Regions from separate parts of the Mus musculus genome. Here region 1 is linked to region 2. Evidence: chromatin loops called from intact Hi-C (ENCODE). Cell type or tissue: left cerebral cortex. All regions are shown on one strand. Each heading gives the region's core, and the rest is flanking DNA. Links, peaks and the distances in the headings are about the cores only.

Region 1 (2,916 bases), core at 238-2,737, 170 kb after region 2:
GTGGTCATCTAAATACCCTGGCCTAGCTGCTGTACCCACCCCCATGGACATTCTGCTTTCTACAATAAGTCTCAACGAACACGATTAGGTTTGGTCTGTAGCAGCTCCGAGAATAGCTCAGTAGGCACAAGTGCTTACTGCTGATCCTGACATTTGATCCCTAGACTAGTTGTCCCCTGGCTCCTGTGGCACGGGCGTGTGCACAGACAAGACATACAGACGCATAAACAAACTTAAAAATAATTTAAAAAATTTTTTTAAAGGAAGCCTAGCCCAAAGCAATGGTCTCTGACACCATCAGAAAGGCTGGATGACAGACAGTCAGTCCAATGCTCTCAGCTCGGGTCACCAGCGTTCCTTATTGCTAATAAGCTTCTCCTCCGCCACCGACTTCCAAGCTCCAGTTCTCGGCGTGGGCGACCCCCCGGCCGTCTCTTTTCGCAATCCCCCCAGAGAAGCGGGAAGAACCGGCCCGCCCTGGTTCTGCTTCAGGGGAACCAAGAGGACGCGATGATTCGGGTGGCCAGATTGATGCGGGTAGCCGGGCGGCGGGCAGCAATGGGCCGTCGGCCGCTCCTGTCAGCCACCGAAGCGGACGTGCAGCCCGAGCCGGATGTGGCGGCGCGGCACCGGCCGGTGGCCCGGGATGCGGCGCAGCAGCTTGGTCGCGAGGAGGCGTGGGCGTGGCTGTGGGCGTGGCCCGCGCGTGGGCCGAAGGGAGCCGGGCGCTGTAGCCGCGCCGACGGCGGCCAGGACAGCGGCGGTTGCTGCGCCCGGTACTGGGGTCCCGGCCTGAGGCGCAGGCGCGGTGGACTCAGCCCGCCCCGGGCTGCAGCTCGCTGTGGACTCGTCATGGCGACGGAGCAGAGGCCTTTCCACCTGGTGGTGTTCGGCGCCTCTGGCTTCACCGGCCAGTTCGTGACGGAGGAGGTGGCCCGGGAGCAGATAGCCTCGGAGCAGAGCTCCCGCCTGCCCTGGGCCGTGGCGGGTCGCTCCAAGGAGAAGCTGCAGCAAGTGCTGGAGAAGGCTGCCCAGAAACTGGGTAACACGGCGGGGTCGCCGGGGTGGGCAGGGCCGGGCCGGGCTGGGCGCAGGTCGCCGAGGGGCGTCTCCCTAGCGTGCGCCTGCATCGAGCCCTGCGGGAGGACCGGACGCCTCGCCTGGCCGAGCCGGGCCGGGCCTTGTTCCGCTCCTAAATTAAAGGAAAAAAAGAAGAAAAGGCTTTTCTCTCCCTCCCAATTTGGGGATCTCCACTGTCGAGAGAGAGTTCAGAACTTCAGTGGCTCCTCTGTCCATCTCTGTTGTTCTGATGGGTTTGAAGGGTTCTTGTACTTGTGGGAAAGGGAAATAAGACACGGATTTCTTGGAGGTCCATTGTAGTTTGTCTCTTGGGGACAATTAAGAAAGCTGAGTTGTACTAGCAATATTATAGTGCACCTATTTTTGTGGCTTGGTGATACGGATTTAGCTCAGCACTTCTGAACGTGGTAAGCATATACACCGTGCTTCTGAGTTACCCCGCTAGCTGCTTGCTTTTTTGTGTGTGTGTGTTTTTCTGGTTTTCAGTTTGTGTTTTTGCTTGTCGAAATCCGCCTGCAGTTCTCACTTTAATTGCTTGAGGCAGTGTGGGCTGACCTGGACATACTGATGCCCTTGCCTCTTCGCACCCCCACCCTCCACTCCAGTCGTCTTATTCTTAATAAAAATGTGGGAATTTTTTTTTTCTTTTTAAGTTTTGGATGTTTACTTATTCTTTCAGCTTCTAGTCAACATGTTGATTGAGTAGTATTTTCCATGCTAGGCCTTGTCCTAAGTGTTGTGATGCACACATGGGAGTGAGGAGGGACACGTGGGTGCTCTTGCGTGTACACACACACACACACACACACACCCAACCTTTTTGCTTTGGGGAAGCACCCGACTTAGAACCCCATAGCCTTGGAGTTTGGCAACTAAATCTCCACCCAGGACAAGTCATACTTGTTCTTCATTCTTTCTATTCAGTTTTATGGTTCCACACTGAGCCTTGTCAGGGCAAGGGAACACAGCCTTTTGTTTTGTGCTGCCATTGCTAACACACAGAACCTTGACAGAGAAGTTTTGGACATTTATTGTTTTCTGGAAAACAGGCCATTATTAAAATACATTGTTCCTTTTATTTTCCCTCAGTGAGAGTATAGCAGTGGTTCTCAGAGACCTGTGGATTGCAGACCCCTTGAAGGTCGAATGACTGTTTCATAGGGGTTGTCTAAGATCATCGGAAAACACAGATGCTTAGATTATGATTGACAACAGTAACAAAATTACAGCTATACATTAGTAACGAAAATAATTTTTATGGTTGGGGTCACTACAACATGAGGAACTGGATTAAAGGGTCACAGCACTAGGAAGGCAGAGAACCACTGCTGTATAATTATAACCTAATTCCTTACCATCTACATTGCCCAAATTAGGCAGCTTTGCAGAGAGTGCCTTAATCAGTGGAGACTTGCATGGCTCTATTGGGTCAATTAGTTCCAGTTATTTCCTTATAAGCTTGGATGATTTTATATAGGCTGGACTACTTAAAAATGAAATCACGGGTCTGGCGAGGTGTCCCAGCAGTTAGAACATGTACTGCTCTTGCTGAGGATCCCAGCAGCTGCATTGGGTGACTGACAGCCCCATGGAACTCCAGCTTGAGGGAATATCTGCTACCTCTGGTCTCCTTGGGCACCTGCACTGACGTGCGTATGTGCACACACACAATTTAGTAAAATAATTCTTTAAAACTACTAAAAAGTGCATTGGCCTCCAAGTCCTCTTTAATTCTCATGGTGCCGAGTGCTGACGGCCTCGGCCTCCTCTCTATAATTGGGTCAGATATAGTTGTTTAGGAGCTGTTTTTGTAATAGAGACATCTTGATGGAAAGG
Region 2 (2,916 bases), core at 95-2,594:
TATTGTGATGGTGACAGACTCCCGTCTCTCTGAAACCACGACCCCCAAGAAAACCCTTCCTTCTCTAAGTTGCCTTGGTCATGGTGTTGGTCATGGTGATTTGTCACAGATAGAGAAAACTAATTCATACAATTAAAAATAATAGCCGGGTGTGGTGGCACACGTCTTTAATCCCAGCACTCGGGATTAAATGGAATTTTATTTACTTATTTATTTTGGTTTTTTCAAGACAGGGTTTCTCTGTGTAATCCTGGCTGTCCTGGAACTCACTCTGTAGACTAGGCTGGCCTCCAACTCAGAAATCCGCCTGCCTCTGCCTCCCGAGTGCTGGGATTAAAGGCATGCGCCACCATGCCTGGCATAAATGGAATTTTAAAAGAAAATTAAATAAATAAATGAAAGAATTAAAATGCCTACATAGTAAAATGTTATCTCAAAAAAAAAAAAAAAAAAACCCCACAAAATCAGGGAATGGCAAAATGGCTCAATGGGTAAAGAATGGCACTTGCTACCTAATGGCCTCACTATCTAAAATCAATCCTTAAAAGACACATAGTGGAGTGGAGAAGAGAGGAGAGGAGAGGAGAGAGAAACTTTCACAGCGATAAACATCACGGTAAAGAGATAGGCAAGAAAAATTATTCCCCCAGATCATACCAGCTTCAAATATGATGGACTATTAAACATTTGTTGTGACTTTAATTCTGAAAACATGGCCACTGTTAATAATCCTCCTTTACCACAAAACCTACCTTGTTCTTCCTTAGAGTGAGGTGTTGTTTTTTTGTTTTGGGTTTGATGGTTCTTTTGTGGTTTTTTGTTTTAAATTATGGACTTTTCTTGTGTGTGTATGGTGCTGGGGACTGAATCCAAGGATCCTGCATGCTAACCAACTGTTCTACCCAAGTTGGACCCACTTAGTAAGTTGGGAGGTCAGCTACTGTTTTTCTTTTGCTTGGGGGGTGGTGCCCACATACTTTCAGCGATTTTTCTACCTCAGCATCCCACGAGCTGGGAATACAGGTGTGAGCCACCATGCCAGGCTCAGTTAATGCATTTTAACAGCTGAAAACTGAAACTGCTCTTCTGGAAAGAGTGTGTGCTTTTCCTCCCATTGTCCACCAGAGGGAGCTCTGCCTCTATAAAAATTAAGATGGCAATGGGCAATCATCTAAAATTTGATGTGCACTATCTTTAGATGTGGGATATGTACGTATAAAAATCAAATCATAGTCTTCAAATATTCCCAGAGAAAGTAGATATCAAATAGCTAGGTTGCTAAGAACTTTAAAGGTACAGAAATCAGCTCACCTTAGTTTAATGTGCAAACAGGTTACACAGCCATCTTGAAATCACATGCAGGCCATGTATATTCTGATTCAGTGTATGTTAGAACCTGAAATGGCACACAGCTGACAAGCTCTCTGCTGATATTAATGCCGCTGACCCACAGTCTATCACCTGGAGCGTCAAGAACTGAATTAAAAACACAGTGAGTTTCCAGCTAACTCATATATAATCATAGGGAATTGAGTGTACTTGAGGGTGTGAACATTTGGGAGGATGTCCACACAGCGCTGCATTCTGCACCCTTAAAATTCCTCAGCCAGTGTTGCTTTTCCTTTCCCTGTAAAACCTGTGAGAGCCTCCTGTGGGCAGGTGCTGGGTAGCCCTGCACTGCCCTCCCCACGCCCCAGTGCTTCTACACTGTCTGCCCATACTCCTGTCCATACTCACCCAGAGGAGCATCTGATCTCCTAAAGCTAAAGTTACAGATGGCTGAGAGCCACAGTGTGGATGCTGGGGACTGAACCCAGGTCCTCTGCAAGAGCAGCAGGTGCATGTAACCGCTGAGCCGTAAACTCCCCGCTGTTAACCTCTTGTATACAAAGGTCCATTTATAGATACATCAGTGGCTACAAAGTTACATTATGGTTTACCTTATTTCATCTGTGTGTGTGTGTGTGTGTGTGTACATGTGTGTATGTGTACATATATATGTTTACAAGTGTAGGAGTCGGGGAAAACTTACAGGAGTGAGTTCTGCACATCTTTTGTCAGTTACAGGGATTAACCTAAGGTCACCAGGTGACTCAGCAGCAAGACCCTACCCACCCAGCCACCTCACCAACCGCCATCAGCAGCCACCTCACCAACCGCCATCAGTTTTATTCAGCACACTTAGTGTGACATGTTCTCAGTACCAGGCCCTCACCCTACTTTTCTTTTTCTGAGTCCACAGCCAGATTCCTTCTTGGATTCACCCTTTCCTATTTCACCGTGTTTCCAGTATACAGTAACAGGTGTGTTGGGTTTGGCTTGATTTTTAGTCTCCATAAGATGACAAGGACAGTCATCCTACAGAAACATTTATATGGCTCGAGATTCTCTGTTCCAGATTCCCACCTAATGACTGTGTGTGTGTGTGTGTGTGTATGTATGTATGCATGGAGACAGAAGCACAACAGAAACACATGTAAAATTAAGAAAACATAGAGAAAGAAGCCTTCACCCTGGAGCCTAATTGAAGTCTCTCCCTCAGAGAGTGGGGAAATGCAAGAACACAATCAAAATGACAAACGCTGGGGGCTGGAGAGATGGCTCAGCAGTTAAGCGCACTGGCTGCTCTTCCAGAGGACCTGAGTTCAATTCCCAGCACACACATGGTAGCTCATGACCATTCATAAAAGGGATCGTCTGTCATGCAGGTGTATATGCAGACGAAGCACTCATATATAAATAAATAAATTTAAAAAAAAATAAACGACAAATGTTGGCCATGGTGCCACATACCTTTAATTCCAGAATTTGGGTAGATCTCTGTAAATTCTAGACCAGCATGGTCTATACATCGAAGAGCTGGCAGGAGGGGAAGGGGGAGAAGGGGGCACGCCTTTAGACCCAGGTCTCCAAAGG

What was found. A loop is a pair of places that touch in the nucleus more often than their neighbours do. Peaks named below come from ENCODE experiments on the same cell type or tissue, not always from the same donor. Only the 100,000 strongest peaks of a DNase experiment are listed, where the experiment ranks them.
Region 1: it touches region 2 in a loop (2.8-fold over the local background); 1 of 42 quality-filtered maps calls a loop at or near these places.

Annotation. Positions count from the first base shown.
Region 1 is chr1:179,667,504-179,670,419 of GRCm38, forward strand. It overlaps Sccpdh (saccharopine dehydrogenase (putative)), which reads left to right and starts at 728. Exons shown (of 12, transcript NM_178653.3): 1 at 728-1,042. The coding sequence starts at 853. In left cerebral cortex, for the core only: CTCF peaks have their summits at 874 and 1,597; DNase peaks (open chromatin) are centred at 726 and 1,514; H3K4me3 peaks cover 1,540 bases; H3K27ac peaks cover 1,549 bases.
Region 2 is chr1:179,501,683-179,504,598 of GRCm38, forward strand. The region is part of intron 1 of Smyd3 (SET and MYND domain containing 3); the gene reads right to left. Among named protein-coding and RNA genes, the nearest start is that of Smyd3, 15 kb to the right of the region's middle. In left cerebral cortex, for the core only: a CTCF peak has its summit at 1,112 (motif pointing right); a DNase peak (open chromatin) is centred at 1,133.